Linked DNA regions of Homo sapiens: all the other regions are linked to region 1. A link is a loop called in an ENCODE intact Hi-C map of the cell type or tissue named here. Cell type or tissue: IMR-90. All regions are shown on one strand.

The links. Peaks named below come from ENCODE experiments on the same cell type or tissue, not always from the same donor. Only the 100,000 strongest peaks of a DNase experiment are listed, where the experiment ranks them.
Region 2: it touches region 1 in a loop (2.7-fold over the local background); 2 of 110 quality-filtered maps call a loop at or near these places.
Region 3: it touches region 1 in a loop (22-fold over the local background); 2 of 110 quality-filtered maps call a loop at or near these places.

What each region holds. Positions count from the first base shown.
Region 1 is chr4:156,290,085-156,298,084 of GRCh38, forward strand. No RefSeq gene overlaps it. Among named protein-coding and RNA genes, the nearest start is that of CTSO, 340 kb to the left of the region's middle. RefSeq lists an enhancer at 1-206. In IMR-90, a CTCF peak has its summit at 4,723 (motif pointing right); DNase peaks (open chromatin) are centred at 1,467, 4,017 and 4,647; H3K27ac peaks cover 149 bases.
Region 2 is chr4:157,041,613-157,049,612 of GRCh38, forward strand. No RefSeq gene overlaps it. Among named protein-coding and RNA genes, the nearest start is that of GLRB, 31 kb to the right of the region's middle. In IMR-90, CTCF peaks have their summits at 1,759 and 4,106; DNase peaks (open chromatin) are centred at 4,099 and 6,819; H3K27ac peaks cover 175 bases.
Region 3 is chr4:156,938,880-156,946,879 of GRCh38, forward strand. All of the region lies in intron 1 of PDGFC (platelet derived growth factor C), which reads right to left. Among named protein-coding and RNA genes, the nearest start is that of PDGFC, 29 kb to the right of the region's middle. In IMR-90, no CTCF peak of the experiment used is centred here; DNase peaks (open chromatin) are centred at 3,282 and 7,812; H3K27ac peaks cover 2,041 bases.

The sequences.
Region 1 (8,000 bases):
GGCAGGCCTCCTTGAGCTGTGGTGGGCTCCACCCAGTTCGAGCTTCCAGGCTGCTTTTTTTACCTAAGCAAGCCTGGGCAATGGCCGGCGCCCCTCCCCCAGCCTCGCTGCCGCCTTGCAGTTTGATCTCAGACTGCTGTGCTAGGAATCAGCGAGACTCCGTGGGCGTAGAACCCTCCGAGCCAGGTGCGGGATATAATCTCGTGATGCGCCGTTTTTTAAGCCAGTCCGAAAAGCGCAATATTCGGGTGGGAGTGACCTGATTTTCCAGGTGCGTCCGTCACCCCTTTCTTTGACTCGGAAAGGGAACTCCCTGACCCTTGCACTTCCCAAGTGAGGCAGTGCCTCGCCCTGCTTCGGCTCGCGCACGGTGCGTGCACCCACTGACCTGCGCCCACTCTCTGGCACTCCCTAGTGAGATGAACCCGGTACCTCAGATGGAAATGCAGAAATCACCCGTCTTCTGCGTCACTCACGCTGGGAGCTGTATACCGGAGCTGTTCCTATTCGGCCATTGTCCAAGTTAGGTCAGCTTTCTTCCTGCTCTAGTCCCAACTCTCCATCATTTATTTCTTACCACAGTATATTTTAACACTAAGAAAAAATTGTTAACTTTATTAGGAAAGATGAAAAAATTTAGATTTTATGCACTTGCTTTGGTTTTAACCTTTCATTATACAACATGTCTCCTCTTTATCATAGCGCTTTTGCTTTAAGAAAAAGTTTGTGGCATAATTTAATGCTGTCTACTAATTTCTTATGCTCAATTGCTTAATAGGAGTAGCCTTATGGAACCCTCTCCACATAAATTCATTGGTTCATTTCTCTTGTACTTGTAACTGAGAATACCTAAGGATCTTCTGTACTTTTGTTAACAACCTCCCATCCTCAAATCTCTGACCACAACTATGGGCAGTGGCTCTTTACAACAGAAATAAGTTATTATTTTTATTAGGTTAAGCTGGAAGAAGCCTGCGACTTATAGTGGGAAAAACTCCTTTACTCGTACTCTAGGAATGAATTTTAATGGAGCCAAGACAAGCATTGTGTTCCTAAAAGAAGATTCATTTAATGGTGAAACCAAGTTAAAGGAATACATATTTATAAAATGTTATGTTTCAGACTTTTGAATGTGTACAAATATATTTTGCCTTTTTTTCCCCTAATTCTACAACATGGCTATTCTTTGGCTTAATTAAATATCTTAAACAAATGTGTGCTTGGTTTAAACAATAAGTCACAAAGCTATTTGCCAGCATTATTTTCAAATTGCATGTAGAATCTCTCCATCTTTATGTTAAAACTCATTCCAATGCACAGGCAGGACAAGATTGATGTAATTATTTAAACAGAAACAAAGAGGGTTCTGTTCATAGTTGCAAATCATATTGGTGCAAATCCACTGCCCTGGCACTGAGTGATGAGTGCTGTGGAGATAAGAGGTTGTAAGCACCAGAAAGAGTCATTTATGGAGTAATTCCAGGGAACTATAGCAGTACTTCAGATGCACAGCATTCCTTAAAGAAAGATCATTGATAGTAAGTCACACACACGAGTAATTTATGACTAAAAGCAAATAAAATAGCTTACAGATTTTCTCTATTTCCCTTTGAGGAGGAAAATGTTCTTTTCAGTTAACAATCAGAGGAATTAGAGTAAGAACAAAAAAAGTAAGGAGAGGAGAAGAGGTCTTAGTGACAACACACAGGATAAAATTAACAGTTTAAGAATAATTCGGTAGCTAGCTGAGTGAATATCCTTAATTTGATTGAAATTTACTTAGCTGGTTTTTCCCACTAATAATCTTAATGTTCTTAACAAAATGCAGCACAAAAGTTGATAGTGTTTACAGTTAGAAGCCTTACTTAAATAGTTACCCGAATGATTTGACAAGTTTCCACATATTAATGGAACTTTAACAAATTCATGATCATTTTAGACTATACTTTCCTCAAGAGAGTAGGAAATAATACTTCTACTTGAAATGTTTTATTTTCAGAGAAATGTTGTGGGATGAAATTAGATAACATATGTGAAATTTCTGTGCTAATAATAAAGAAATTTAAGTTCTGTTAATTTCAAATAAGCCTTCTATTCATATCTGTTGATATCTTGAAATTATGACAATCTATGTCTGCCTCCCTACTTCTTAGTTGCTACCGGCTTAATTTCAAATGTCTTAATTTAAATATTCTTAGATTATCCTTACGTATATTTTGAGTGTTCTCTTTCTCCTAAAATGATATAAAAAGCATTGAAAACACTGCTTGATAATGTGGATATATCAAAGCACATAAATTTCCTCATATAATTTTTAACATATTGATTTTTAGTTATTTCCTTACATTTTATTTTATTTTTCCAGGAAACAAATTTCTAACATTTTAGAAAAAAGTCATTTGTTACTGGCACAATGTTTTTCTCTGAGTTTTGTGTTATGGTCAAGGTATCCCACTCTGTGTGAAAGCCCTAACCCCAAATATTACTATCTTTGGAGACAGGACCTTTAAGAGGTGATTAAAGTTACACAAAGTCCTAAGGGTGCAGCCCTGCTCCGCTCCAATAGAATTAATGTGCTTGTTCTTTTTTTTTTTTTTTCTTTTTGAGATGGAGTTTCACTCTTGTTGCTCAGGCTGGGGTGCAGTGACTCGATCTTGGCTCACTGCAACCTCTGCCTCCTGGGTTCAAGCGACTCTCCTGCCTCAGCCTCCCGGGTAGCTAGGATTACAGGCATGCGCCACCACACTCAGCTAATTTTGTATTTTTCGTAGAGCTGGGGTTTCTCCATGTTGGTCAGGCTGGTCTCGAACTCCCAACCTCAGGTGATCCGCCCACTTCACCCTCCCAAAGTGCTAGGATTACAGGCGTGAGCCACCATGCCTGGCCTAATGTGCTTGTTCTTATAAGAGACACTAGAGAGCTCCCTTTGTCTTTCTCCCTGCCCTGTGAAGACATAGCAAGAAGGGCCACCATCTGCAAGTCAGAGAGAGAGAGCACTCACCAGGACCTGAGACAGCTGGCACCTTGTTCTTGGACTTCCAGCCTCAGAACTGTGAGAAATAAATATCGGCCACTTAAGCCACCCAATCTCTGGTATTTTGTTATGGCAGCTCAAACAGACTGAGACACTGAGATTAAATAATATAAAGGGATGTGAAGATAAAAGCATTTGAAAGACTCAGAAATCAATATTTTTTCACTTTCTTTACCGCATTGCAATAAATTCTCTCAACTCTTGTTCTCACTGGAAGGATATGAAATATCCTCATAATGTACTTGAATAATTATAAGATAATTGTGCAGATATGTTTTGAAAATATCAGATTTCAAGGTGAGCATTAACCTTATCATGAAAAGAATTTTCTTAATTTGCAGCATTTAAACTTTATTCTAGTTATTTACATTGACAAAAAACAATATCCAAGAAATTCTGAGCCTAAATCATTACAGTTGCCACCTTGCCATTTTTGTTGACCAAGTTTATTAATGCATGGGGATTGTAAGGGTAAATTAATCTACTCCACATGAAGTGGGTCCTGATTCAAGTTGGCAAATGTTCAACAGGATTTTTCATGGAGGCATAGATAGGATAAGAGTACCAGTAACCATTCAAATATTCAAGCATTTCTTTTTCAATTAGAGCTGTATTCTATAATTATCATCAAGCACTTTTAGCACTGTGTTTGCCAAAGGAATAGAAAGAACAACATTGCTGACAAATGTCACTAGGTTTAGAGTCCATTAATGAGCTTTTCTTAGAAACTGGCTTCTTTCAACTTGATCAGCTATGTCTCTTCTGATGATTTAAACATGGCTTTTTAAAGCTTAAAATCAAAACCTGGAGGTATAGTATAAATCACTGAAATGCAAGTTCTCGTAAATTGCATATTAATGGTTTAAAAAAATGACATGATTATTCTGTCTGTACTAAAGAACCTGAGAGCCTTTTCCATTTTACTTGTAGATTCTGTTTTTTCCTTTGGCTTGTGTCCAGTTAGGCCATGACATACATGAATCATCATTCCCTATAGACAAAGAATTTGCCTAAGCTGGAAAGAGAGATAAATACAGGGATGATGTCATAGACCAGAACTATGTCTAGAAAAAGATGAAGGGGATGGTTTCATTTTGCTTTAACATAATTTGACCTAAATATTCTATCACAAATTTTATTAGACAGTAATATAACCACAACTTTAAAGATAAGAAACTGAGACTTAGAAATACCTAATTATTCCTCATTAATACTGCTTATTAATGTTGATGTTAGAGTTAAATGTTAAGTCTGTCTATCTCCAATGCCAATGTTAACTTGCTTCTTTTATATAAACTCTACATGGAAACCGACCTCCTCGCTAATAAGAGCCTAATGTTAGTAAGCATTCTGTAACCAGATAGCAGGTCCCTGGGAATGTGGCAAAATGTGTACATTAAAAAAAAAAAAACATGTTCAGTAAAATTGACAGAAAGAAAAAAACTATTTTACCGTCTCATTTTTATGGCCATTTCATTTCAAGCCTTCTAGTATTTTTGTCCCTAGCTACTTGCAGCATCATTAGACAGCTTAGATATGGGAGCAGATCTACCAGCTTGGGTATGCTGGCTTCCGGGAAAACTAACCCAGCTCTAGCTGACGCAATGCATTAAGTATGGGGAACAAAATAGTTTCAAGCAAGTTGTCAGTGAGGGTCTGAGATAAAGTAATTGGTTTTCCAGTAGATGGCAGCAAAAGGAAAACATGGAAGGCAGTGTGCCTGAATATGAGCAGCTGGGTAGAATCAAAACTAGACAGGTGGCAGATTCAAGATCAAAAGGACATGAAATTCAGGGCACCAGTCACCAGGTGAGTTGACAATTATGAGTAAAGGAGAAAACAAGACCTAATAGGAAAATGGAGTAGTAAGTGTTCACCATCATGGAAATTATGTTGACCAAATTTCAACAGCAATTGGAGATCAGATTTGAGGATATCTACAGTTACAAAAGTAATTTCAATATTTAGCAGCAGATAAAAAGCATATGTGACTTGAGTCAATACCAAAGCATAAACAGTTATAGCTGATTAAACAACTCTTTGCATAGCAGACGCCAGGTGGTAATTGAATACCAAAGTGAGGTACCATCATCACACACAAACTGTAATTACTTTCTTTCCTTAATTCTTCTGTTGTTCTAACTCCATGTCCTCCCACCAATCTAACCATTCTCCTTCACTTTGAATTCTTCTTTCACCATTCTTCTCTCTTTGCACCAGTTCCTCACCATATTCTTGTGGTCATCTTGTATTGAAATGTAATTTATCATGGTAACAGGTAATTTGGGCAGTAACTGGATAGCCCAGGAGATTCTGTAATAACTGAACATTGGTAGAAAAAAGATGGATATACTTGCCCTTCTTCGTGCTTCAAATAATGTTCTCTAATTTCATGTCAATTAAACTGTGTTGTAACTGTTACTCAGTGATGAGCCCTTCTGTTAAATCATAGAAATCTTCCTACCATATCAGGAGATGAAATATTAACCTAAACTAGATGAACTATTAACCTAAACTATAACTAAGAATACTTAGTAAACATTATCTATCTGTTTAGGAAGTTTCTAGCAAGATAAAACTCTATCCCTTTATTCTTTGTTATTTAGGGTGGTGGGTGGAAGGCATTCAACTGAGAAGAAACCTCCTAAAAATTAATGTTCTCTTCTCCATTTATTTAACATGTTTCTGTACTTGCATTTTAAATATTCTGCTTGCCACTTCAGAATGAATAACACATGATTATGCAATCATACAGTGCTGGTCTAATCCTAGTAAGGTGCATGTAAAGTTCATCACAATGTAAAGTGATCAGCTTTACATGGCTGATGTATTTACAGTCATGATTTACAAACATGACACTGACTCTTATCAATATCAATGATATGGAGGAAATCCAGGGCCTTGGATTCCACATTTTCCTCAATGTAAGTGTGTTTTATTTGTTTGTTTTTCTGTTTGTTTTTGGAGAGCCTCCAAATGTTTAGATAACATCCACTGAATAGACGTTAAATTTCAAATAAAGTAACTGTGACATTTCCAAACAGTTTTTGAGTATGTGACTATAAATACATGATAAACCCTAAAAATAATAGTTAATTCATTTAAAAAAACTAATGATAAACATATCTTTTTAATCAAATTCCATCCTAATTTTTTTTAAATATTTGCTATATTGAAATGATAGTATATCTAGAACATTTAATATATTTTTCTCTTTCATCGATATGCACATACCCTGGCTGAGTTGATTAGTTTCAAGCCTAAATAAACATAGCAACATTTTTCATACCTTGCAGCAGGGATCAACCAACTTTTTTTCTATAAAAGGCCAAATAGTAAGCATTTCATCTTTGTGAGACAGACAGCCTCTGTTGCAATTACTTAACTCTACAGTTGTAGTATGAATGGCAGCCACAGATAATATTTAAATGATGGACATGTTATATTAGATTGATGCAAAAGTAATTGCAGTTTTTGCCATTAATAGTAATGACAAAAACCACAATTATTTTGCACCAACCTAACAGTACAATAAATCTATCTTTACGAAATTTAAGCACCAGACTGGATTTGGTCCATAGGCTGACCCCTCCACTGGAGTTTCTATCTCTTACTGTTTTTGACCTTAAATCACCTCCCATAACTTTATCAATGTTATATGCATCTATATAACTTTTATCATCATATGGAATAGTTGTACATATTTGCATCCCTGATATCTTACTAGGCTTATATAAGTGTTTGTGGTCATCTGGCCTACTCTTCTCTTCCAGTTTTACAGATAACAATGTTGGGACTAATGGTATGTTTAAAAGAAGGGAAAAACTCTATCTCCCATAACCATTTTTCTTTCTCCTCAATTTTCACATAAAACAGTCTCTTGGAAGACCAAGGCCATTTATAAGGTAATGAAAATGATAAAGAAATAATACCGGGTAGTCACAAGAGAATGGAAAATTCCAGGCAACAGGTTCACATGACTAGCAAAAGGAAACTGTTGAAATAGCTGCAGAAGTTAAGGGCTGATAAAACCCTGAAAAATAGTGTGGGCCAAGCTGGCTAAGATGGACTCGACCCAACATGGGCTGGATTTGACATAGGTTTCACATGGGACCTCATTATACGCTCATTAACATACAAATCTCATACCCACCAGTGTCATGACAGTTCTGGGAACACCCATATTTTGCGGAAAAATGGGTGACACTACAGTTTCAAGAAATCTGTATCTTTTTCCAGGAATCTTCATAAATTTTCCACTTCTTGGATTAAAAAAAAAAACAAACATAAATGTAGCAGCTCCAAACCCCCTTTTGTGTGTCTGTCTCTTGAGTATTCCTGCACTCCCCTTTCTTGAGTGTCACTTTACAATAAATCTCCATACTTTTACTATTTTCTGACGCATCCTTGAATTTATTCTCATGACATGTCAAGAGCGGGACTCCTCCTGGAGTCCAGGTCCCACCAATGTCTAGGAACCTCCCCTTGGCCACTGGTATCAGAATGTTAGATGAGAGAAGACCTTAGTGGTCATTTAGTGTAAGTTTCTATTTTGCAGATGAAGATACTGGGATACAAAGATTAAGTGATTTCTCAAACCAATTCACATAGGCAAAGCAAAACAAAACTTTGGAGTTGAAGTTATGCCTTTAACTTTCTGGTATAATGTCCTACTCACAATTCTCAATAATATCTTAAACAAGAATATAGGATAAGGAAATAAAATAGGTGCAGCCTAACACCCTGGCTATTACCAACGTTCAAACAATGTTGTTTCATTCCTCTGCCACGTTCTGAAACGGACTCAGAATAAACTTGCATTTCCCACAACTTTGTCAAGTATTGACAAACGTTGACAACATATATAATGCCCATTATAGGGCAGTATATACTTATTAAAGTGTAAGGAGCATATTTTATTGTAATTTTAGCAAGGGAAGCTGCATAGTCATGTCTTGAAATAGTA
Region 2 (8,000 bases), 750 kb after region 1:
TATTTTTAATATTTATGAGGAAGTAATTTTTGGTCTGAATTATCCTTTAATTTTTTTCTTTTTAAAAACTTTTTCCCTTGTCACAGGTGTTGAAAATAATTTTTTCAATATCCACTTTACTATCACACAGTTTATGGTGAGGGTAATAGCTGGATTATAATTTACATATTTTTAATTTTGTTAGTTATCTTGTATAATTAAGTAAATCATTTGCCATAGTTGTTTATACTGCTGGTTCAGGAAAACAGTTTTTCTAAAATCATAGAATAAATGCATAGAGAATAACATAGTTGAATAAACATATGAAAAGCCAAAATGATAGTGATGTAAATTCTGAGTGAAAATAAAATTGTCCATAAAACAAATTATTAATAACATAGCATTTGCAGGAATCACAAGAATTTATCTAGATAAAAATTAACTACAAAAAAGATTAACTTAAGACTATATAGAAAAATTCCTGTAAAACCTTGCATTTAAAAAAACGAAGTCTTTTTCTGTATCTTTATGATATGTTGCATCTATATGATGAAAACTATCTTTTGTAAAAGTTAATAGCAACAGTTTTTAAAAACAAGAGTATTTTTACAAGTATTTCCAGAGTAATATCATATCCATTTGAAAATTAATAGACAATTATAAACATTTATTTTATGTTCAAATTCACTCTAGTTATTAAATCCTCCTAGGAATCCTTATAAAATAGATGTGTAGAAGTACATTAAATCATTTCTAATTAACACGGTACTTATATGCTTATATCACCATTTTTTAAAGGTCTTATATTTCTAGACAACTAAAACTTGGCTAGCTAACATTATGTTTCTTGGATTCCAAAACTATATCCTAGGGAACAAATAACATTTTAATTTCTACATTTTCTCACAACTCTACAAATACCTGACTTAGTTGCATAATTCAGTGATCCAGTAGATTGTATAAATCCACTTCTAAATTTGAACTGTAAGATTTTGACAAATGTTCAAAAACTGAGAATTTAAATAGAATTATTTAAATTATATTTTGCATAGGTACTAGTAAAATACAATGTTCATTTTATGCATATTTTAGTCAAATATTTTAAACGTAGTATTTTACTCAAAACTACATGTACTGTATTAATGAACTGTTAAGGGATTTTCAAGGATAATTTCACTGGACCCTATTTTGGTTTTGCACGTGACTTTAGAATCTACTTTTGGTGGAAGATATGTTATTTCACATGACTGATTATCTGTAGAGGACTTTATTCCAGAGAAGGTAGATACTTAGAAATTAAGTCTATCAATTTTTTCTCCCCTTCTCTCAAATAGTAGAGAATTCTGAATTTAATAGTACAACATTCTGATTAATAAAGAGAAACAAAATGTCAAGGCTTCCTCTTGATTTGGGTACTCTGTTGGAGATCAAAAGTTTTTAAATATGGAGAGATTTAATATAGGAAATTTGTTAACCAGTTGTTGGAGGGTTTGGGAGCAAAGGGAAGCACTGAAGCAAACCACATGAAGTAAGAGCAGGAAGTAGCTCTCACCCCCAGGACTGGGAAAGAAAGGGAAGATAATAGAGTAACCAGAACCCAGTAGCAGACCTCTGAGTAGTGGGCACTGCCTGGCTGCAGCTGATACCTCTGAGCAGGAAAAGTGAAGCGGAAAAGGCTGAATGCTGAAATCAACTGTCACTGCTGGGGTGCTGCTGACAGGCACTACAAGCAAACAGGAGTAAAAAAGTCCCTTCCCCTCTCCTCCTATCTCCTAATCGCCCTCTAGTTCCTCCTATTGGTGGAACTTAAAGTGATGCCACTGGTAAAGAAGTCCTTGAAGTGTAATTTGCAGAGTTGTGGTTCCAGCTTTACAGAGCACACTATATAAAAGGATAGATTGGGAACTGAATGACAAAGTTGAAAAAACAGCACAATTACAAAGCAGTCATTGACAATGCTTGTTTATTACATTATTTGATTATGCATATCAAAATTCATTTGGGTCTCATTACAAATAGTATTTACAACAAACTATTCAATACTAATAAAACATATTTCTGCTATAAAGCTACATCTCATTGGTGCTTAAGTTCATAGATTTAAAACTTCTATATATTTTCATATTTAACTCTACATTTTATTAAAAGTTTTTGAAATGGAAAATTCTGGAGATGATGTTGTGTAGAAGAAATAACTTAAGATTTTGCATCTGAATAACTAGTTTTCAATCCACTTTTTGATTACTAACTAATTGATTTTGGGCGAATCTCTTAAAAACTGCCTGAACCTCATATTTCTCATTGTGGGGTCTTATTTGATTATTTCTAAAGTCATTTCAAGATCTAGGGATTAGAAGGTATTTCATTCAATGAATTATAGAACAATCCAATACATTTTGCTATTAATATTTTCTGAATGGGGTGATATGGTGTGGAATTTACATCCATGACCTTAACATAAAATAATGATGCTATAAAGAACATGCAGAAATGATTTGATTAACCTATTTCTTCCAAGCACATAGCTGTCTTGGTACATAAAACTAAAAGAGGCCAGGTGCAGTGGCTCAGTCCTGTAATCCCAGCACTTTAGGAGGCTGAGACAGAAAGATCGCTTGAGAACAAGAGTTCGAGACCAGCCTGGGCAACACAGCGGGACTCCATCTGTACAAAAATAAATACATTATTTAAATTAAATTACAAGAAAAAATTCTCTGTAGTGATAGCACTTTGTTGAAAAAAGTGCTCAATTGTAACAGAACTGGGTCTTTGTTTTGTACGACATTGCTGCATTATTGCTAAAGTAGGAGTAAATGCAATTTAATTTGCCCCAAATCAGAAGGCAATTGTGAATTATTGTCTTAATCGTGCTTTTCTTTGTAAATGTTATAATTTGGAAGGGAAAATACAAAGTACTATAATATTTTAAAACTCAATAATTTGAAACTACTGAATAATCAATCTAGCATATATAGACTTTGAGATGCGGAAGAATGTAATATTTAGAAATCTTTCCATTATTCTGACATACGAAAATTAGAATGAAGGTGACATTAGCAAAAATACTGGTTTTTAAAACAGGATTAAAATTTACTAAAGGAATAAATAAATGGAAAGGACTGACTAGGCAAACACGGAAAAGAAAATCCTTGGGTGTTGATGCTGACCCCAAGCAACTAGGATTCTGGAATTTATTAAAAGGAATAATTCATGAAGCATTTGGAAGTAATCTCTCTGCCATATTATGCATTCATGAGCTATTTGTTAGGATATTGTGGCTACTTTTGGTCACTGTGCTTTTTAAAAGATGTGGACAAACCAGAAAAAATCAGGGAAGAATGAGAAAAATGAATAATGTTTAGAAAATAGTGACCTTAGGAAAGGTTTAAAGAACCTTGTTGTTTATAGCAGAGAAGAAAAGCCCACGGAGCGGTCTGATGGTTTTTGTTAAATAACTGAAGTATTTTCATAAGATTATAAATAATCAGTATATTTTCTCCACACTACTGTTACCTAGAACAAAAGGAAGTTTAATTAAACAACGTGTGTGTGTGTGTGTGTGTATATATAACACGCATACCATATATTAAACTTGTTTTTGTTTTTTCCTTTCTTTGACCTAATGATGGAAGTGCTAGAACCTTATTTCAGTAATTCTTAGGAGGATAAATCTCCCTTGAGATCTGAAAATAGGTCCCTCTCTTTTTCTGAACATAATAGCGTCCTTGGTGTAGGAAAGGAGCTATACAAGCATCTTCGAGGTTTTAGATGGTATAGGCTCAGGACATTTAGTCAAACAATCTTTAGGAGGGTAGGAGGGTGAATTTGACAGGAGGGGTATATAGGGCTTTTTGAGTTTTTAGAGTTATAAAGTGAAGTTATACCTCTAGGCATCCAGGTACCACTCCAGAGCTACAAAGACAATTGCTGTGAAAATTTTGAAACAGTACTCTCAGAGACTGAGAGATGGCTGAATATAGCTGAGAGAGATGAGCACAGGTAGCTGGATTATGTGAATCCCAGAAGTTGAGATCCTTGTTTCATTTTAATTCTGAGACTAGAATGCTTTGGAGATTCATGGAGTCAATCACCTAGCTGACTGTGGAGGACCAGTTGTCAACAGGGACACCATGTGGTAGGGAGAAGCAATGGCAGTAGAGAATAGTGAGAAATCAAGCTGTCCCATTTGAGTAGGGAGAGGTGAAAGCGCAGAAAGAATCCAGCTTTCCTCCTAATATGGACATTTGAGACTCTAATAGAGGCGTGATTGAATGTACAACCCAAGTTAGAAGAGTAGCTTTTCAGAAGAACAGCTATATTAAGAAAATATTCTTTTACAATGAAAGAAATAACAAAAATGTGTTAAGTAAAGATAAGGGGGAACATTTAATTATTTACAAATGTCATTTGCTCCTGGAAGTTGTTCCTGATATGTCTAAATGAGATAAAATCATTCAATTTTTAACTTTCATGACACCATGAACTTTTGCTTGGAATTCACCAAAATTGAAATTTTGTATTTATTACTGTTTTGTTGACAAGTCTGCCCTCCTCTCCCCAGAATATACATTTCACAAGTGCAGGTACGTGCTTACCTCTCACCTCTGTATCTTCAACATAGGATCACCATGTATCATTGGTATAGTTTGGCTGTGTCCCCACCCAAATCTCATCAACAATTGTAATCCAAATTGTAATCCCCATGTGTTGAGGGAGGAAACTGGTGGGAGGTGATTGGATCATGGGGATGGTTTCCCCTGTGCTCTTCTCTCTTTCCTGCTGCCATGTTAAGATGTGCCTTGCTTCTCCATTCACCTTAAACAATGATTGTAAGTTTTCTGTGGCCTCTCCAGCCATAAAGAACTGTGAGTCAATTAAACTTTTGTGTATAATCACCCAGTCTCAGGTATTCTTCATAGCAGTGTGAGAACGGACTAATACCCTCATCGACCTCTATCACAATGATACATAACATTCATTCAATACAACACTTGGTAAAAAGCACACACTCAAATATTTAGGGATTAAATGTCATTCTTTAATAGTCTAACAATTGAACACATTATTTAAAAACCTTCTCACAATTATGAAAATCCTAGACTCAGATAGAATCATTGATGCATCTTTGCAAACATAAAAAGAATAAATGCAAATAAGAAATAACATAAATCAGACATCAATTCTTTCAGGAAGTTGAAAACAGTGAATAGTCTCTAGTTCTTTTTATGAGATTAGCACCCAAATCTTAACTCCAAAACCTAAAAAAGAAATTACAAGAAAGGTAAATTACTGACCAATCATGAGCATAGACGCAAATATCTTTAATAAAATCCTTAATAAAATATGAGCATTTAAAGTTTAGCGTTTGTCTACATATATAAAATATCAGATGGGATTTTTCCCGTATTCAAATTTAGTTTAGCATTGAAAAATCAATCAGTAAAATTGATCATACCAAAGAAAAAAGAAGAAAGGGGAGAAAAGTGCATGATTATTTTGATGTATTTAGAAAAATCATTTGACAAAATTCAACATTTATCTATGATAAAACTCCAAAAATACTAGGAATAGGGGAAACATATTAACCTACACATAATCTATAAGAATATCTATAAAAAACCTAGTGCAGAAATCTTATACAATGGGGAAATATTGAAAAATGATCTCTTGAAATTAGGAATTAGAAAAAGATGTTCACTATTAATATTGCATTCAATATTGTATTGCAAATCTAGCCAGTAAAATAAGGCAAGAAAAAAGACATAATTAGAAAAAAAGAAATAAAACCATCATTATTCACAGGCCTAATGATCATGTGCCTAGAAAATGTAAACAACTTGCAAATAATCAGAATTAATAAGTAAATTTAGCAAAGTTATTGGGTATATGTTCAATTCACAAACATTTCATTCCAGTAACAAAACAACAAAAAAGTGAAATGAAAAATTGATATCATTACATTAACATCAACAAACATCAAATATCAAGGAAAAAATATATCAAAATATGTTCAAAATCTTTATACTAGGAGTTAAAATTCTCATTAAGTTTAAAGAAGACTAAATAAATGCAGAGATGATTCATGATTATTGGAAGGTATGATATTGGGAGGCATAATATAAAGATGTCAATTTTCTCCAGACAATGTGTAGATTCAATGCAATCATAACCAAAATCCCAGCAGATTTTTTTAAAAATCAAAATTGATAAACTTATTAGAGAAGACCAATATTGGCAATACAATATTAAGGGAGGAAAACAATCCTAGACCCTATCAAATATCAAGACCAATTCTAAGGCTATAGTAATTAAAACAATTTGATATTTGTGCAAGAATAGACAAGTTGAACAATGGAACAACATAAAAAGGCCAGAACTGTCCCCCACATACAGTCATCTGATAGTGGTGGGTGCTTTGAGCTATGAGAAGCCCGTATCTCCCTTAATACATGAAGGACTTATTGTCTCAGATGCTGGAAATGCTACTGGAAGATGATTCTCAACTGTCAGCCCTCTATGGGAACTGTCTCAGCTGAAGAAAATTGGCTCACTCAAGATTACACTTACTTCCAGGGTTAGCCTGCATCCAACATAGGGATGTAAAGACCAAGTCCCTTCTCCTCAACTCAGGACGACTTCAGAAGGTCATCCCAGCTCCATATCTCTCCATGGAATCCACAGAAGCTTTTATTGGGACAGCATTTTCCTTCTCTGAAATTCTGTTTCTTTTATAACTCTTCTACAGTTGTGAAATCCTAAGAGCAATTCTTAACAAACGTCTGGCAATCTAATCTTCTTCTCAGAGGCTGATTCACATGGAAGCCAGATTGCAGCAGTTAGTGCCAAGGAGTGTTCAAACAAGCAGACGCTAAAATGTGATTTCAGAGCTGGATCATGTGCTGCCTGGCTGGAGGATGACAGTGGACTACTACAAAGCCAACCAAGTAGTAGTCCCAGTTGCAGCTGCTAGGCCAGATGTGCTTATTGGTGCTAAAGTAGCATAGCAGGTGTATGGTATATGGCCATTGAGTTGATGAATATGTTCTCCTCTGTTCTTTTATTTATTTGTTTATGTTTTTGAGACGGATTCTCGCTCTGTTGCCCAGGCTGGAGTGCAGTGGCGCGATCTCGGCTCACTGCAAGCTCCGCCTTCCGGGTTCACGCCATTCTCCTGCCTTAGCCTCCCGAGTAGCTGGGACTACAGGCACCCGCTAACACGCCCGGCTAATTTTTTGTATTTTTGGTAGAGATGGGATTTCACCGTGTTAGCTAGGATGGTCTCCATCTCCTGACCTCGTGATCTGCCCATCTCAGCCTCCCAAAGAGCTGGGATTACAGGCTCTATTCTTATCAGAAAAGAGGATCATAAACACTTTGCATTTATTTGGAATAGACAGGTATAGTTTTGTCCCAAGACTATGATAACTGTTTTGCACTGTTACAGTATAAAGTGATCTAGATCCTCTGGATATTCCACACATCATACAGACCCACTATATTGATGCCATTATCTTGATTGGACTGGATGAGCAAGAAGTGCCTAGGTGATTAGAGGCCTTGGTAAGATCCATGTGTTACAAATAGTGGTAAACTCACAGTGATTCAGGGATCCATCACATCAGTAAAACATTTAGGGGTCGAGCGATCCTTTACTCTCCACATTAAAAGATAAATTATTGCATTCTGTATTTCCTATTACAAAGAAGGAAGGACAATACTAGGTAGGCCCGTTTGTGCTAAGAAAGCACCATGTGCCACATCTAGGAATACTGCTCTGACTTTTATACCAGGTAACACAAGAGTCTTCCACCTTTGAATAGGACCCAAGCAGAAAAGGGCTCTGTAGCAACCCTATAGTCTCTAAAAATCTCTGTAATGATGTTTAATGTACCAGTAGTGAAATACGCTATGATGAGTTTATGGAAAATCCCAATGAGAAAAATTGTAACATAGACCCTTAGGGCTCTGTAGCAAGGCCATGTCACCTTCGGTAAATAAGTACATGCCTTTTCAAAAGTAGC
Region 3 (8,000 bases), 650 kb after region 1:
TCAATCCTTAGAAAAATAATCTAAGTATTAAAATAGGTATAGTAATTTTAAATTTTAAAACCAAATTCACTTGGAGTAAAAACCACAATCCCATCAAATATCATAATTCCTATTAACAAGAGGTCAAAACCAGTACAGAATACAGCCCTCCTTGGGTCTGCAATTTGTGATTCAGTATTGTCCATGAATGCATCCAAACAATATAATGGCTTCTCTCTCAGCCTTAAGATGAATAAAGGCTGGGCCTCTATTATTAATTAACTAAAGAACTTTGGCTATTTAATTTACATATCGTTTTTTAGGCTTAATGGTATGCCAAGCTCTACCCTAAAGCTCTACTGTAGTTACTAGATCACCGCTTTAAAGTTATATCTTTTTCTGATTATCTTACATTGTATTATACAATAATATGTGCATAAACTTGCAATACTGACATCATGAACAATGTGAATTCACTAGAAAAATAACTCGATGAGTCAGATATAGAAACAAGAAATAACAGGCAATTTCAACCTTACATGAAATAAAATCCTATAGTCAGCAAGGCCTTATTCTCAGTTACTGGATTTTCTCACATAAACCTAAAAAACAAAATTAGGCTCATAAAAGTGGGCTTGAAGAGATGAGTCTATACAAATCTTATATGTAAGAAAACACATTTTTCACTTAAATGACAATGTGGAATTCACATCAGACTTGTATTATTAGCCAAATGAAATATATGCACAAAATGTTTTATCGTTTTATATTTAAATTGTGGCTTGTTACATAAAATGCCTTTCAAAATCAAGTTGACATCAATGTGTCCTCAGCAGAAATTAAATGAACACCCCCTTCTAAGAAGTGTTAATTGATTTCTAACTCTGATCATTCCTCTACAAGCCTTATGCCTTAAATATTACCCAGATAATACAAAACTTCTAAAACTGCTACCAGCCTCACGTTGACAGAATGCAACATAAAAATGGAAATATAACTACTTGGGATTACAGTATATAAAGTTAACAGAAGCTTACTGTAAAGGAAGTTACTGAAATTGGTAAACAATTGCAGTTGCTCTGCAACACTAGTTTCTAGAAGCACTGTTCCCTACATAGAATGACATGCAAAGGAAAAAGCTGATTTTCTCATTTCCTCAGAATATCTGAAGCAATCAACAATAATTCAAGTAGATTAGTCACATATGAAAGCGTTTAATTGCTCAACAATGTGAATTACTAAAAATACATATTTAAAGAATCAAACTACTGGTTTGAAGTCAAAGAACCATATTGAAATCTACCTAGTTATTACATCAAATCAATTGTTTTCCAATTTCAAGATCAGCCTTTCCTTCCTGGGTACTTAAATATTTCCAAGTATCCTGAAAAAGTTCAAAAATTACAGTACTTAATCCAGAGAGTTAAGCCAGTCTTTTCTAAAATTTTGGAATCTTGTCTATATTATTAAATAGTAAAGTAAATGCCCTAAATATAGGTTATGAAATATATATTCAACACTCTGGACAATTGATTTTATCTATTTACTCAATAAATGTTTAATAATGGAGATCAGAAAAGTAAAACAATGCGTGAAATTCAAAAACAAGTCCCTGACATTTCTGGAGACTACCTTGCCATGGGAAAATTAAACTATTAAAAAGGGAAATTGCCTGGTACTCTTAGAATAAACAGAGGCCCTCAAAGGAAGAGATCTGTGCCTTTTTGTGCACTGATCGATACCCAATGTCTAAGGTTCTCAAAGTGTGGTCTGGGAATTTCTGGGTGTCTGTCCAGAATATCCTTTTGTGGGTCTGTAACATCTAAAGTATTTTCAGAATAATAATAAGAGGTGTTTTTTTGCCTTTTTCACTCCCATTTTCTTATAAGTGTACAGTCAAGTTTGTCTGGGGCTACCTACTGTGTGATATCACTGAATGCAGAGACAGATATGACAATTCAGTTGTCTTCAAGTAAGCCAGACATAAGCAAATTTCAAAACTATAAAATAATACCACACTCCTCACTAATTGTTTTTACTTTGGAAAATATTTTTTCATAAATATGTTAATGTGTTTATCCTTGCCATTTCTAAATGAATAACAAATAAATATGTTTGAACTTTCTTGGCTCTAACGTCAATGTGGTAACTATCAATAGATATAATGTATGCAAACAAAAGCTCTTTGGCATCTTCAACAGTCTTCACAGGTGTAAGAGACTCTTAAGACCCAAAAGACCAATGGCTTAGCACATAGTTAGTGTTCAATAAGTATTTGTAAACTAAATTGTGAATTAATAATGAAGACCATACTGACGCAGTGATCACTGAGCTGAAATCTGAAGGGATAGATAGAGATCTGTGAGGTAAGTGAAACATAATGAAGGGGTTCTTCAATAACGTATACAGTTTAAAAGTAATGCTATTTAACATTTTTTCCCATGCAATTAAGCAATTTATAGAAAATGATTGAAAATGAAATATCCTCTTACAAATGAGAAACTGCACGGGATGACGGTCAACAACCATGAAAGGTTATTGCCTCTCCACAAACTTTATTCTGTAATTTTAGACAGAACATTTGTTTTAGAGCTGGACATCCAAACAGCTTTCACAGGAATACTGTGCTGAGAGAAACAAGGTGGTTTATCATTAGCTTTATCATTTTCTAGAATGCATCAGTTTTAAAATAATGTTATTGTAATCAATGTTATTATTATTTGCTATTTTTTAAATGCCAAGGCAAAAGAAAATACCAAATAATGTGTTTGCTCAATGCTGTTTCCAAACACTACCCACTCATGATCCTTCTTTCAACTTTTGGGCCGGTTAACGATTTCTTTTTGGTATATGAATACGTGAGACTTCATCAAAGACAAAATTTGAAGTTACTTACATGATAAAATAAGATACCATATATTCGTTGAAGGAATACCAACAATTCTGAGAGTCCTGAGATATGTGATCAAAATAATAAGGTGATATGGTCTATTTTGCAAGAAGAGCCTGTTAATAAAGTAAAAATTGAACAGGAACAGAGGTGGCTTAGAAAAAAAATAAAATAAAAGAACTTTGACGTTTTACATGAAAGTCTTCATAAGTTCCTGGATGATCTATTAGTGAATAAAGGCAAGTATAACAAAGTCATTTCCAAGATTTTATAAAAGGGAGGCAGATTATGAAAGCATTCTGATGGATGGCATCAAAAATACACTCTTGAGCACGTAGCCCTGTGGTCTGCCTAAAGACGAGAGGGAAAACCCCTTGTTGACCATAAAAGGGCCGCCTGCATGTTCTCAGTGGAGAGCATACAGGATCGTATTTACACAAGTATAAATACATGCCATTCCTTTGTGCTCACAGGCGCTCCAGAAGGCTGGCCAGGGGAGGAGGGTCCAAGAGCTCAACGCAAACAGGATTCAAAAAGCCTGTAACATTTTTCCAACATCGAATGTACTTTATTTTTCTAGCTTATCTTCTTTCATGATTAAAAAATATCTACAAAGCATAGAATCACTATAATTTAACAGGTGGCAGCTCTAGAAATACTTGAAAATAAGCCTTTAAGATTCCACAGGAGAAGAGAAAAACACTTCCCATAAATAGATACTTTTTTCTAGTAACACTACAGCTGTATGAAAATTGAGGGGAAAAGAAGAATGTATTTGTGTCAATAACCATGCCCTATCCATTTACATTTCTTAGTAACTTACAGGCTAAATTTTGAAAAATTCTGAGAAACAGTAAGAGCACAAATCACCAAGACCTAAAACAGACAAAAAAAATACTGCTACCAATACACTAAAGGAATAGATGTATATAATATACATGTATATTATATAATTATAATATTATTATATTGTAATTATATATGTATAATTATAATTATATTGTAACAACATGTATAATTACAATATATAATTATGTATAATTGCAATATTGTGATTAGAGAGCAATCAAATGGATATGAATGATTATGAATACAATGAATAATTTCCTCTTAAAACCTTTAAGGAATTCTGAGATTTCTGCTTAGTAATATGTGTTAGACAGATACCATACAGATCTCAGATTATCCCTCTCGGCTAGAGTATGTGTGACTTAACGTCCTATCCCAAGGTTAAAATGAGCATTAGTAGTCATTTAATCTGATTATCTTTTCAGTGAGTGAATTCCCTCGAAAAAATCTGTGCTTGGTGCCCTATAGCCCAGGAACCTATGTAACTAATAATGCTTAAATGCTCTACTCACTTCTATTTAAGGGTAACCCCTACCAATGAGTAACAGAAAATTCAAGTCTGGCTCAACCCCCCGGTGTATCAATATATCAACAGCACAGATCAGAAATGACGCAAATACAGCCTTAGGCAGGGAATTAATACCTATGATGTAGCTCATTTCATCTCTGAGAAGCTCTGTTAAACTGTTTTACTGGTATCAACCTTGATATTATTCGCTCTAAATTCCCATGGTACTTCTTCATAAATCTATTTTCATATGTCCTTGCTAGTAAAAGTGTGGTGCACAGGCCAGCAGGATCAGCATCACATCAAATTATTAGAAATGCAGAATCTCAGGCCCCACCCGCAAGCCTACTGATGTAGAATCTGCATTTTAACAAGATCCGGGAGGATTCAAATGCACTTTCAACTCTGACAAGCACCACTATAAGTGCACAAAACCTCTTGCTTTAAATGTTCTCCTGTGGAGCTACATTGGAGTGTTTTATTGGCCTCCCTGCATCAAACCTTTTTTTTTCACTCGACCCAATTTGTTTTCAGAAACCCCTACATTCATTTTCAGTCTATCTAGCCAAGAAGATGGGCAGAGAAACTAAAATCTATTAAGCAGACCAAGCATGTTGCCAGAAGTCCCTGTGAACTAGTTCTTAATGTTAACATTTTACAAATTAGAGAATTAAGTGCTCAGAAGGGTTAAGTGGTGAAGTCAAGATCATGTAACTAAAAAGTGAATAAACCAGAATTTAAACCTAATTTCACTAAGCCATATTTTCACACTCTGCCTTTTCTTCCACTGTGGATTTTCCTCATCCCAAACGTCCAGGCTTTCCCTTAAAACAAATATGTTGTGTTAGTAAGAATAAACTCCAAGGTATTTAAGAACTCTCGTTGACTTGTCTACATTTAAGAAATGAAACTGTAAATTGAGCAAGTCTGCTTAGCACCTAGCCAAATTAGAGCTTTAGTTCTAACAAATTAAAGTGGCTATTAGAGGCACTGTAACGATTAAAGGCATGTGCCATGGAGCCAGACTGCCCTTGCTGAAAACCACATGACCTTGGCTTGTGGCTTAAATTCTTCTTAGATTGGGATTAATGCTAGTAATTTCACTCAAATGTCTTCTGTGATCATTAAAGGTATCAATATGTGTTAAGAGCTTACATGCATGTCTAGTAGATGGTAAACACTGAGTATGTCTTAGCTATATTTATCACTAAATGGAATTCTTTATTCTGGCACATCTTCCTCTGTAAATAAAAAAAGGGCCTGTCTTCCACTAGGCATTATTTATATGCTTCCAAATCAATGCAATGTTTGCTTCTTTCTCTTCTATTGATCTACTCACATGCACTGACTTCTTATCATGATTAAAAATGAAAAATAAAATCCATCACCAATGTGTGTCTCTTACATACTTTCACCATCACAATCAATTCATGTGTCCACTGTTAGCACGCTAGGGCAATTAACAAGTAGCTTGAAGATTTTCAAGACAAAAACTGCATGTGAAGACAAAAATGCCTGCCAAGTCCCACAGGTGGCACCTTCAGGCTGGCGCCTGACAATCCATCTCAACTCCCAATTTCCAGTCCGCCAGCAAATACCAACAGCTCTCATTTCAGAATAAATCCAAAACCTGACCACTTACCTACTTTGCTCTGGCCTAAGTCACTATCACGGCATTTGCTCCCTTGCTCCCCTACAGTGTATTCTCACTCGGCAGAAATAATCATCTCTATATAAAATTCATCACTCATCTACATGACCCCCTCCAGAACACAATCCCCCTTGCTGATCCTCAATCTTGCTAGGCACATTCTGACCCAGGGCATTTGCCTCTCCCCTTGGCCCTGTCTGTGAAGGCCTTCTCTGCCATCTCTGCAAGATCTGTGCTCAAAGTCACCTTCTCAGTCAGCCCTCGGTGACTTATTTCGAACTGCAACAATGTGCCCTATCCCCACACTCTCTAACCCCCAAAACACAGCACTGACCATTTTCTATCATACCAATAGTTTACTTATTTATATGTTATTTGTCCTTTTTTCTCCCCTCAATAGAAATGTAAACTCCAGGAGACCACAAGTTTTGTACATTCTGCTCATTGCTTTTTAATCTGTGACTAGTATCTTGCTGCATATGTCATAAATGCTAACTAAATAGTTGTTAAATGAATAATAAACAGATTTTATAGACATCTCTTAATATTTTAAATTATATATATGTGTATATATACATATACATACATATATATATATATATATATATATATATATATATATATATATATATATAATCAGTAGGGAAAATTCACAACAGTAATATGCTTTCTTCTAGACAGAAGTCTAAACCAAAAACCAAAGATTTATAAGAAAAAAGGAAAAACAGAAAAAATATAGCTCCTATTTATAGATGCTAAGCAACTACTGTCTCTTTTCCCAAAGCAGGGGGGCAAATGAATTTGTGAATTAAAGAGATCACTCTCTCTCAAAGAGGCTACTCTCCCTTAATGTGACAGTTTAGCTCAGGAAGTGGATGCAATGACCTTGTACAAATGAAATTGCAGGAGCGATTGGCAGAGCAATTACTCATTTGGTCAGGATGCTGGCTAAAAACTCATAATCTTGCAAAAAGCACCTTGGGAATTTTAATGACCAAAGAGACTCAGCAGTTTAGTTTCAATTCTCTCTGAAAAACATCCAACATTGTACCACTCTCTCCCTCTATTATAATATTCACTCATGGGCCCAATCTGACTCCTAAATCACCAGGCTCATTATCAGAAGGATTTCAGCCCTTTGCTGCCAGGAGCTGATCGCGTCTGATCCAAATCAACTACTGGAACTAAGAAATTAGAATTCATATTCTATCCTCTTCCCATATTTGATTTGGCAATAGTTATCATGCCAACAAGAGGCTTTAGCCTTGATATTTCTTCTTGTAAACTATGTAACATTTGTTATATTTATGAAAAACTGAATGAAAGTAGGTTATGTCCTGCCTATTAAAAACAGCCTATGGAATATGCAGACAGAACTGTGAATCCTACAGAAAGTACTAGTTGTTAGTATTACTCACATCTGGCAGAGAAGATAGAGAGGAAACAACTTTAAAAAAACAAGAATTTTAAGGTAAATGCTGAAATATTTCTTTATCTACCACCTAGAATATGGACTATGTTATCAGAATGAGGCAAAAATAATAGCTTTGGTTTCACAGCATATGGTAAACAGAAATATAAAAAGTATAACTTAGGAAAAGCAACCAACCCACTTTAACGTATACTATATATTATTTCATCCAAGATGATTTCATTTATCAATAAAAATTATAAACAAGCATGCTATAGTGAGGTTTCCACCTTTGTGATGAAAAATGGCCTTGGTATTATTTTATTTAATGAGCATGGCATTAGAAATTATACAGGATTTTAAACAACAACCCCTTTTCTGAGGTAATAGTGAGCTCAAATTTGCCTAGGTCCCCGAAGGAAGAGCTACTGTCTTTTCTCCAGAGTTTATCTATTTATCATCAAGACCACAGGAACAGAAAGACACGTCATGATGAGACAGACAGAGCCCGGGACTGAGAGTTGGACTTGTGTTCTAGTCTTGCTGCCAACAACATACATGACTAAGATAATGACTTCACCTCCTAGAAAATGACCTCACTTAGACCAGAAGGAGAGGGCTAGGCAACACAGTATCTCAATCACTCCCAGTTCATGTTTTCATATGTGTTAAGACTTTCTTGCCCTTGAAAATTTCCAGACCAAAAGCAGTA